Linked DNA regions of Homo sapiens: region 1 is linked to region 2. Evidence: chromatin loops called from intact Hi-C (ENCODE). Cell type or tissue: breast epithelium. All regions are shown on one strand. Each heading gives the region's core, and the rest is flanking DNA. Links, peaks and the distances in the headings are about the cores only.

Region 1 (4,398 bases), core at 249-4,248, 79 kb after region 2:
TAAAGACATTATGTTTTTAAAAAAGAGGAAATGGAAGGTAAAAAGGAATCATTGACCCAAAGCAATTTTTAAGTCCAGCCAAACTCCATTAGGTTTCAAGGACTAGAAATAATCCTCTGTTGGCTCTCAACTTTACCTTCTGGGCTCTCAGCTTCACCCTCTGGACTCTTGGTCCCACCCTTTGAGTCATCCTCCCTTTTTTATGAAAGTTGGTATTTGTTTGTACCTAAGTGTTTATATCAGCTTGCTGCCTGCCAGCAGAGTTTGGGGGATATAACAGCCTTCTTCCATTTAAGATATTCTCTGTTCCTTTTGGTGCAAGCCAACAGTGTTTCTATTAGTATACAATTCTTAAGAACTTTGGGAATCTCCCATGGATGTCACGGAATGAAAGCCAGGTCCATAAAATTTTTGAAATAACTTCATCTGTTTTTGACTTCTGCTAAAATGGCTGAGGGATAATGCTCTTAAGCTTTCTAAATACCCCCTGGTTTGATTGTGAGAATCTGTGAGTCACACATTTAACCTCTTTAGAGAGCCTCTGTGTGACTGAATACTTTGACCTTGGCAATCCCAATAGACTAAGGATTTCCCAAATCATCAAGTACTGGTTCCCTTTTGTTTAATGGTTCTTCCCTCAACTTCTCTCTTTCCTCTCACATTTAGCTAAAAAGAAAAAGAACAAACCAATGTGTACCTTCAACATTTTGCTTGGAAATCTCCTCAGTGAAATTTATAAGTTCATCATTCACAAGTTCTGCTTTCCACATTATTGTGGGACACAATTCTGGTAAGCTCTCTGCCACCATAACAAGGATCCTGGGTAAGTCACTTCACTTCTCAAGGTTAAAGGTTTCCTCATCTGCATAATAATTCTAGTTTCAGTTTTTAGGAAAGAGAATTCCACAGAATGATCTTAATCATCTTCTGAGTGGCTTTGGATTTTAGACATCACTGGATTTCACAAAAAGAAGGATGTCATCAAATCATCCAGTGGTCACATTTTGGCTAGTTCAAGGAAAGGAGGAGGGTCAATTTGGCCAACTTGTTTGCCCATCTTTAAATCAAGAGTGGGCTGGTGGTGGGACAGGGGTCACATCTTCTATTTCCCAATGTTCAGCACAATGCCACGGCCTCACAGGTAACCAGGCAACAGTCAATTTTTAATTTAACAAACACATGTCTAGCACTTACTAGGCACTGTTTTAAGTGATGTGCATTGGGGGGCTGGGGGGCACTATTATCAGTAACGTATAGATGATGGAGTGAGGCACAGAGAAGCAAATAACTTGCCCAAGATTACAAAGTTATTAAGGAATAGAGACAGGATTTGAATCCAGGCAGTCTAACTCCAAACCCCATGCTTTTATCAACTATGTTATGCTTCCAGGGTGCCATCCTTCAGGCCACCTACTCTTATTCATCCTAACAGTGGGGTTACAAGAGGTAACAAGAGGAAATTTTCTCCAACCTCACCCCATTGCCTCCAACTTAAGTAAGAGTGGTGCTTGGAAGAAGGAAAGAGACTAGAACCAGAGTTTGGGAAGGAGGTAGAAAGTAAGGAAGTTGGATATTAATGAGCTTGAAACATAAAAAGTTCAAACTGAGTCTGTTTCTGCATGACTTCTGCCTCATTGAAGCTTGAAGCTGACTTCCCAGGTCTCTAAAGTATCATCTGGGGAGGCTGAGAAATTCTAGAGTCAGAGAGCAAACAAAGTGAAAAGGGGATCAGTTGTGGTCTTCACAGAGCCAAGACAAGCTGAACACACAGTGGGAGCCAATGAAAAAAATTTGATGGAATCATATTTTGAAATATTCTTTAATTATTGCATCTATCAGAGAGGAAGAAAGTTTTATTTAAGACCTAAACTCACTATAACCAGCCGTTCTGCCATCTAAGGGAAAATTCTTATTATTTGGAAACAGAGGTCTACATTGTTGTTTCCCCTCACTGAGGCTGGTCAGGTAAAGAATGAGAAAATGTGGAAATGTTAAAGCCTCTTTCATTCTTCTGTGCTGCTGAAGGTGAGGTCGCAAACAGGCAATGCGTGGGCCCAACCTGGCTTGCAGACCTGTTTTGTTTGGCCTGTGTATTGTCAGCCTGCACAGTGGTTTCTTTCCCCTCAGTGTTTTAAATTAGACATAGTTGCCAACATAGAAAAAACAGGCAAGTATCCTTGACAGATGTATTGCAAATAAGTTCTACTGTTCTTCAGCTTGCCAAAACTCTCTTAGTCCTGAATTCTGATAAAAAGTTCTTAACTTTAATGAAATTCAATGTATCAATTTTTTTTCTAAAGTTAGTCCTTTGTATGCCCTGTTTAAAAAACTTGAGACACATGAAGATATTATCCTATGCATTCTTCTAGAAGCTTTATTGTTTTACCTTTCACATTCAGATCTATGATACATATTGAATTAATTTTTCTGCATGGTAGGTTTTCTGGGTTCATTTTTTTCCATGTGGATATCCAATTGCTCCACCATCATTTATTGAAAAGACCATCTTTTCCACCACTGAATTATGATGGCTTTTTTTAAAAAATATACAAGTCAAGGGATCATATATGTGCGGCTATGTATTTGGGCTCTCTATTCTGTACCATTAACCTATCATTTGCAACAATATTACACTGTCTTAATTACTTGTAGCTATGTAAGTCTTGGAACCTGGTAGTCTAAATCCAAGTTCGTTCTTCCAGATTATCTTGATGATTCATTGTGCTGCACACTTAAATTTGGTGCACGTGTGTATGTAACAACTCAACTAAAAAATAACACAAAAGGGGATTACTGTGGGATGAGGGAGGCGAGATATTGAGTCTCTCTCAAGGAATCTGACATTTATCAACACAGGTGCCTGCATGGCAATAAGTTAGGGCTGCCTTTATACACAGGGTATGCAGTCTCCAATTTGCCACAGTCCCCACCATTACCCCATTGTTCCCTACTACTGAAGCAGATGGGCCAGTGCCCACTTCTCATCTTACTCCTGACTCACTTCACTCAATTTATATTGCCACCTGAACCCTGGTGATATCTGAATTAATGGACTAATTTAGCAGAACCTGTTGATATAGTTTTGACCATGTGAAGGATTATTCCTGATAATGGTAAGAAGGCTAAATTGCTATGGGTAATTGAGAGAAAGGGAGAGAAGGCTGAGGGCTCTTCTGTAACAGTTTCTCAATCTTAGCACTATTGACATTTTGGGCCAGATCATTCTTTGTTGTGGGGGATTGTCCTGTGCACTGTAGGATATTTGGCAACATCCTTGGCCTCCACCCACTAGATGCCAGTAGCATCCCCCAGTTGTGACAAGCAAAACTATCTCTAGGCATTGCCAAGTTGCAGACATTGCCAGACACTGCAGAGGCAGAATTGCACTCAGTTGAGAACAACTGGCCTAAACCCATAATGGAAACAGTAAGGGTAGAAGAGATCTGATATGGGGGTAGAATAACTGGGTTAGAAATGGTTACAGGACCCCTAAAGTTCCCACCTCCTCACCTTCCTTCAGCCAGCAGAAGCAGAACAATAGATCTATAAAAAGCAAAAGGAAGAACACTTTGAGAGAGAGTAGACTATGCAGCATGGAGCCATAAAGAGGACAACTTGCATCACAAACTCCAAGGGGTGTTCTTATCATATAAAATACAAGGTGATGTCCTTGCCATGGTCAGAAATTTTTTAAAAAATAAATTTAAAAACACAACATGAACAATGTCCCCTGGAGCTGTGCAATGTGGTGGTTCTGGATATAAACTATTTAAAAGCTCTCATCTCTCTAAATAGTCTACGAATTCTGCCCCATTTCCATTCCACCCCATCCTCCATACACATACACACAAATGCCTCATGTAAATGATATTTTGGGGGAAAATAGATGGTCAATCTATCAAACTAATTCCTAGGAAGCATATCAGAGCCACAAGTGACTAGGATAAAAACATCAGTCCCTCCACCATTACCTCTGCCTCTCAGAACTTCCAGAAAGATTGGGATGCAGGCTCCCAGCACACATGGGTTGAAGTTCAAGCCAATTTCATTTGAATTTCAAAGGACCTGCAACACAATTCTCTGTATCTGTATTTAATTTACTTTGGTTTCCTTGATTCCATTCCCTATGCATTATCTTTCTTCCCCCTGGCTTTCCTTCAGCCTTGTAGTTTTTATTAACTCTAACACAGGGATGAAGGCACTCACTCTGTTCTGTAGTGCTATGCCCAGGATAGAAATGGTCCACCCCAGGTACAAGAATAAGGGGTGTATTCTCTGTAGAAAATGTTAAAACAATAAAATTGACTATAAGTTAGTTGGCTTTTATCATCACCATGAACCCGTTAAGTCTAAACAATGTCAATGATAAAATACTCATCCTCCTAAAAAATATTTTGT
Region 2 (4,398 bases), core at 132-4,131:
ATAGCCAATCTACCCACAAATGTTCTTAATGGCTTATATATTTTCACTTGCCTTGGCCACATTCTCTGGCATTGGTACATGATGTATGTAATGTCTGTAAGAATCAGCCTGAACAGGCACAGAAATAGATCTAAAGGAGCCCATCTGGACTTTAATCAATGCAATTCCTGAAAAGTCAAGTGGAAACTAAATTTTTCCTAATTGAAGAGCAAGCTAACCAAACTAATGTTTTTGGAAGTGTTCTAGATAAACCTGAGGCAATGTAGTTTATGAATCAATTTCCTTTCAATAAGCAAGACTATGGCAAATCCTTTTGGATTCAGAGGAATTCTTTTATAAAAGTATATATTCCCCCTCTGATGAAAAGTTCCTTAAATTGGAGTTTGGCTTCAGGGAGTCTGTGAATCCTATGAAATTATAAGCAATATTCTGTGTCTATGCATAAATGTGAATTTCTCTGAGAAGCAGGTACTAAGCTTTCATCGGATCCTGAAAGGAGTTTGTGACTACCTTCCCATCTCCAGAAAAAAAAAAAATGAGTTAAGAGCCACTGCTAATGTAGTTGTTTTCAGAGCCTGGATTTTCTTAAAGAAGCAATCTGACAGAGGGCTAACGTATTTTGAAGAACCAGTGTTCATATCCAATTTGTGAATTCTGAGATATTTCACCAGATGTCTCTATTTTCATGAGGGCCTTAGGCTGTATGGGGGAAAAAAATATGTGACAGGGACTTTGAAATTAGTTGTCACGTCCTGCATTCTCAGGAGGTGTGGTAGATTGTTAGAGTAGTAGCCCTCAATTTTTTCATACCTCTCTGTATCCAGCCTTTGGATAGTCCCCTCTCATACTGACCCTGAGCTTGGTCATGTGATTTGCTCTGGCCAAAGGAACAATAGTAGTTGTGACAGAAGCAGAGACTTGAAAAATGTATATTAGAGATTTCCTTCAATTACTTCTAAAGCCCCTGCCACCAACTCCATATGCAGAAGCCTGGGCTAGCCTGATAGATGATGAGAAACATATGATGCAGTTTCCCCCATTATCCTAGCTTATAGCCAGTCAATCTCAGAAGCAGAACCATGTTTCTGGGTGGCAGCTGACTGTAGGTACATGAGTAATTCCAACTGAGGCAACAGTAGACCCACCCAGCTGAGCCTACCCCAAATTGCCAACTCTGTAAGCTAAGTAATAGCTTGTTGTTTCAAGCCACTAAGTTTTAGGGTGACTTGTTATGCACCATAAGCTAACTGATACAGGAGGGAAGAGAATGGCTATTCTTTTCAAACGCTGATGTCAGTTGCAGCCATGCATGGCGAGGATGGAGGAAAGCTGTAATATGATAGATGTAATAGCTCCAGACCATAAGGAGGCTCATGGAAGCCCCTGAGGTAGTAGTTAGCAAGCCAGGCTGAGCAGAATGAGTGGCTAATGAACAGAGGGGAAATAGGATCCCTACACTGGGTCCTCACTGCCCCTGGCCTAGGCTACCTGGGCCCAGAAAGAGAAGGCCTACTGGGCTCCTCCTTTCAGCCACTCTACACTCACCAAAGGAGGACCTGAGAGATGGAAACTCAACAATGTTTTTAAAGGGTTATTTGGGCCCTTGTTTTTTCTCATGCTTGACATAATTTGGCAAAATAGTTATAAGAGATTAAGTAGGAAAAGAACAAGAGTTGAAAGTCAGAGAAGAAGAAAGGGAGTCAAAGAGTGAAGGAAAGAAAAAGATATGAGAGAAAAGAGATGTCAAATATCACCCAGAGATCTGTTCTTGATCATAAAGAACAAGAAGGAAAACATACTATTATTCATTTTCAGGTACTTACATGCCCATTAACCCATTTAACCTTCCTAACTATCTTGGGGAAACTGAGGCCCAGCTTTAGTTGTGGCTGTTCATGATGGGAATGGCAGGGAATCTATAATATATGGGTTGCTCTAAGAGTACATAGCCCCAAAGTGGCAGAAGCAGGACTTTGACCAGTACTTGCTTCACTAAGAAAAGAAAGAAGCCTTGATGTGGATAATAATAGTAGACAACACTTTTTGGGTTCTTACCATGTGCAATACACTATTCTAAGTGCTTTATGTGATTAACTCATTTGATACTCAGAACAGCCAGGTACGATAATTATCGTCTCCACCTTACAGATAAGAAGACAAAGATACAGACAGGCTAAGCAACTTGCCCAAGATTACTCAGCTAGTAAGCAGGGAAGCAAGAATGTGAATGCAGGTGGCCTGGCTTCAGAGCCTGCACTTTTAGCAACTACCCCATAATGCCTACCAAAATGCTTCCAGATTCCAACCCCATTACTGCTGCTTCCTCCCTGAGGGCTCCTATATTAGTCCGTTCCCACGCGGCTATAAAGAACTACCTGAGACTGGGTAATTTATGAAGGAAAGAGGTTTAATTGACTCACAGTTCCTCAGGCTGTACAGGAAGCATAGCTGGGAAGCTTCAGAAAACTTATAATCATGGCAGAAAGTGAAGGGAAAGCAAGCATGTTTTACCACGGCAGAGCAGGAGAGAAAGAGAAGGAGGAAGTGCTACACACTTTTAAACAATCAGGCCTGGTGAGAACTCACTCACTATCATGAGAACAGCAAGGGGGAAATCCACTCCCATGATCCAGTCATCTCCTACCAGGTCCCTCCCCCAACACTGGTAATTACAATGGACACGAGATTGGGGTGGGAACACAGAGCCAAACCATATCAGCTCCCAAATGGCATAGGGATGGGCCCATGCTACCAGGACAGGCCTGACCACAGTGTAAAGACCTGTAAAGATAGGAATATCCACAAGGGAATCCAGTTAAACTTCCTGCATTTAGGCAGAAGCAGTAAGCCCATTGAAAAGGCCTGGTTGCCTTATGCTCTTTCCAGAGCCAAGCATACCTCTGGAGAATAGATGCATGGAGCATGGGGTCTGAAGAACAGCTGAATACATGGAGCCCCATTGGAAAGAACTAGACATGGTTTCTTCTAATTTTACTAGCTGGGCCATTGGAAGCTGGGAAGAGAATTCGCTAGGAGCTGTTTGAAGAAAGAATAAGAGATTGTATGGGGGAAATGAGGGCATAGAGATGAGACTGGATAGACAGGTGGAAGGGAGCCAAAAAGGGGAGGTGTCCCCCCAGGGTGTTTTTTACTACTGACTGCATAGCTTAGACATTTATTTGAAGTCCACTGGGGTCCACAAGTGTATCCTGGGTGTACCCAACGTGAGTCCGGAACTTGATTCCCTGGAAGTTTCTCATTGTTTAGACCTTCAATAATAATCCCAGGAGGAGAAGGAGTAGAAGACTAGAAAGTCAAATTTAATTCATAAATCTGTTCAGTTTTTGAAATTTCTCAAAAGAAAATTGCCTTTGTCTCCCAGTTTCTACCAGCCTTACTCTTTTCTGATTTTCTTCTCAGTCACTAACACATTTAAGGCACTTCAAGGCAAGACACATCAGTTAATAGTTTAGCATGAGGATTCATTAAGAAGAAAAAGAAGAAAGGAGGAGGAGAAGAAAGAAATAAAAAAGGAAAGAAGAAAGAAAAGTCTTTGATGTTGATGGCAATGCCCATGTTTGTGATATAAATCACTTGGAATAAGGAGACTGTGGCTTTGGCAATATGGGGAAGTCTTTTTATTTATTCATTTTTTGCAAGAAATATCTAGATTTCTTTGTCCTTCAAGGGGTTTCAGGATCAAATCATGTACCCCATTCCATCTATAACAGAAGAAAAGGAATGTGAAGTCCTTGATTTCTCTCCTCTGTGGTTTGAAGCATTTCTAGGAAGAATGTTAACACTCTGGAGGACCCTGAAGTGTGTATTTAAGTTTCTCAGATGGAAGTTAAAGGTAAGGAAAGAACACAAGGTTTCCAAAGGGAGAATCCCAGAAGAAGTAACCATGGAAACTGATCCAAGGTCTTCAGAGTAGTGTCACATTGAGCTAAGAGACAACAAGTCCCATTAGTGGGAAACAAACCTCTAAAGCACAGAAGCTGAGCAAAACAGAAATGAATGGAAAATATATGAAGCAATTTTTAATAACCAGGTGACTAAGACTCAGCAAGTGGCAAAAATCAAGGCAGCAAAAACCATCTCCTTCTATAAATGAAAGATGCAAACGTAAGTATGCTTTTAGCAGCCCTTCTTCCTGTAAACTATTGTAATCACATCCATAACCCTAGGCTCTTTGAGGATGCCAGCACCAGATTTCAAGAACTGATTCATTCTTATACATGTATGCATCAGTTCACTCTTTCATTCAACAGCTGTTATGAAGTATCTGAAGACACATTTATTCATTCATTCAATATTTATTTAGTCCCTACTATGTGCCAGATACTCTACTAGGTACTAGAGATATTGCAGTGAATCAGACAGCAATATTAGTTGACT

The links. Peaks named below come from ENCODE experiments on the same cell type or tissue, not always from the same donor. Only the 100,000 strongest peaks of a DNase experiment are listed, where the experiment ranks them.
Region 1: a loop joins it to region 2, with 8 times the contacts of the local background. A loop is called at or near these places in 1 of 110 quality-filtered maps.

Annotation. Positions count from the first base shown.
Region 1 is chrX:17,156,476-17,160,873 of GRCh38, reverse strand. LOC124905252 (a long non-coding RNA gene) reads left to right here and starts at 722. Exons shown (of 3, transcript XR_007068400.1): 1 at 722-790. It also overlaps a transcript of REPS2 not described here. In breast epithelium, for the core only: no CTCF peak of the experiment used is centred there; a DNase peak (open chromatin) is centred at 2,063.
Region 2 is chrX:17,235,223-17,239,620 of GRCh38, reverse strand. No RefSeq gene overlaps it. Among named protein-coding and RNA genes, the nearest start is that of NHS, 140 kb to the left of the region's middle. In breast epithelium, for the core only: no CTCF peak of the experiment used is centred there; no DNase peak of the experiment used is centred there; H3K27me3 peaks cover 1,805 bases.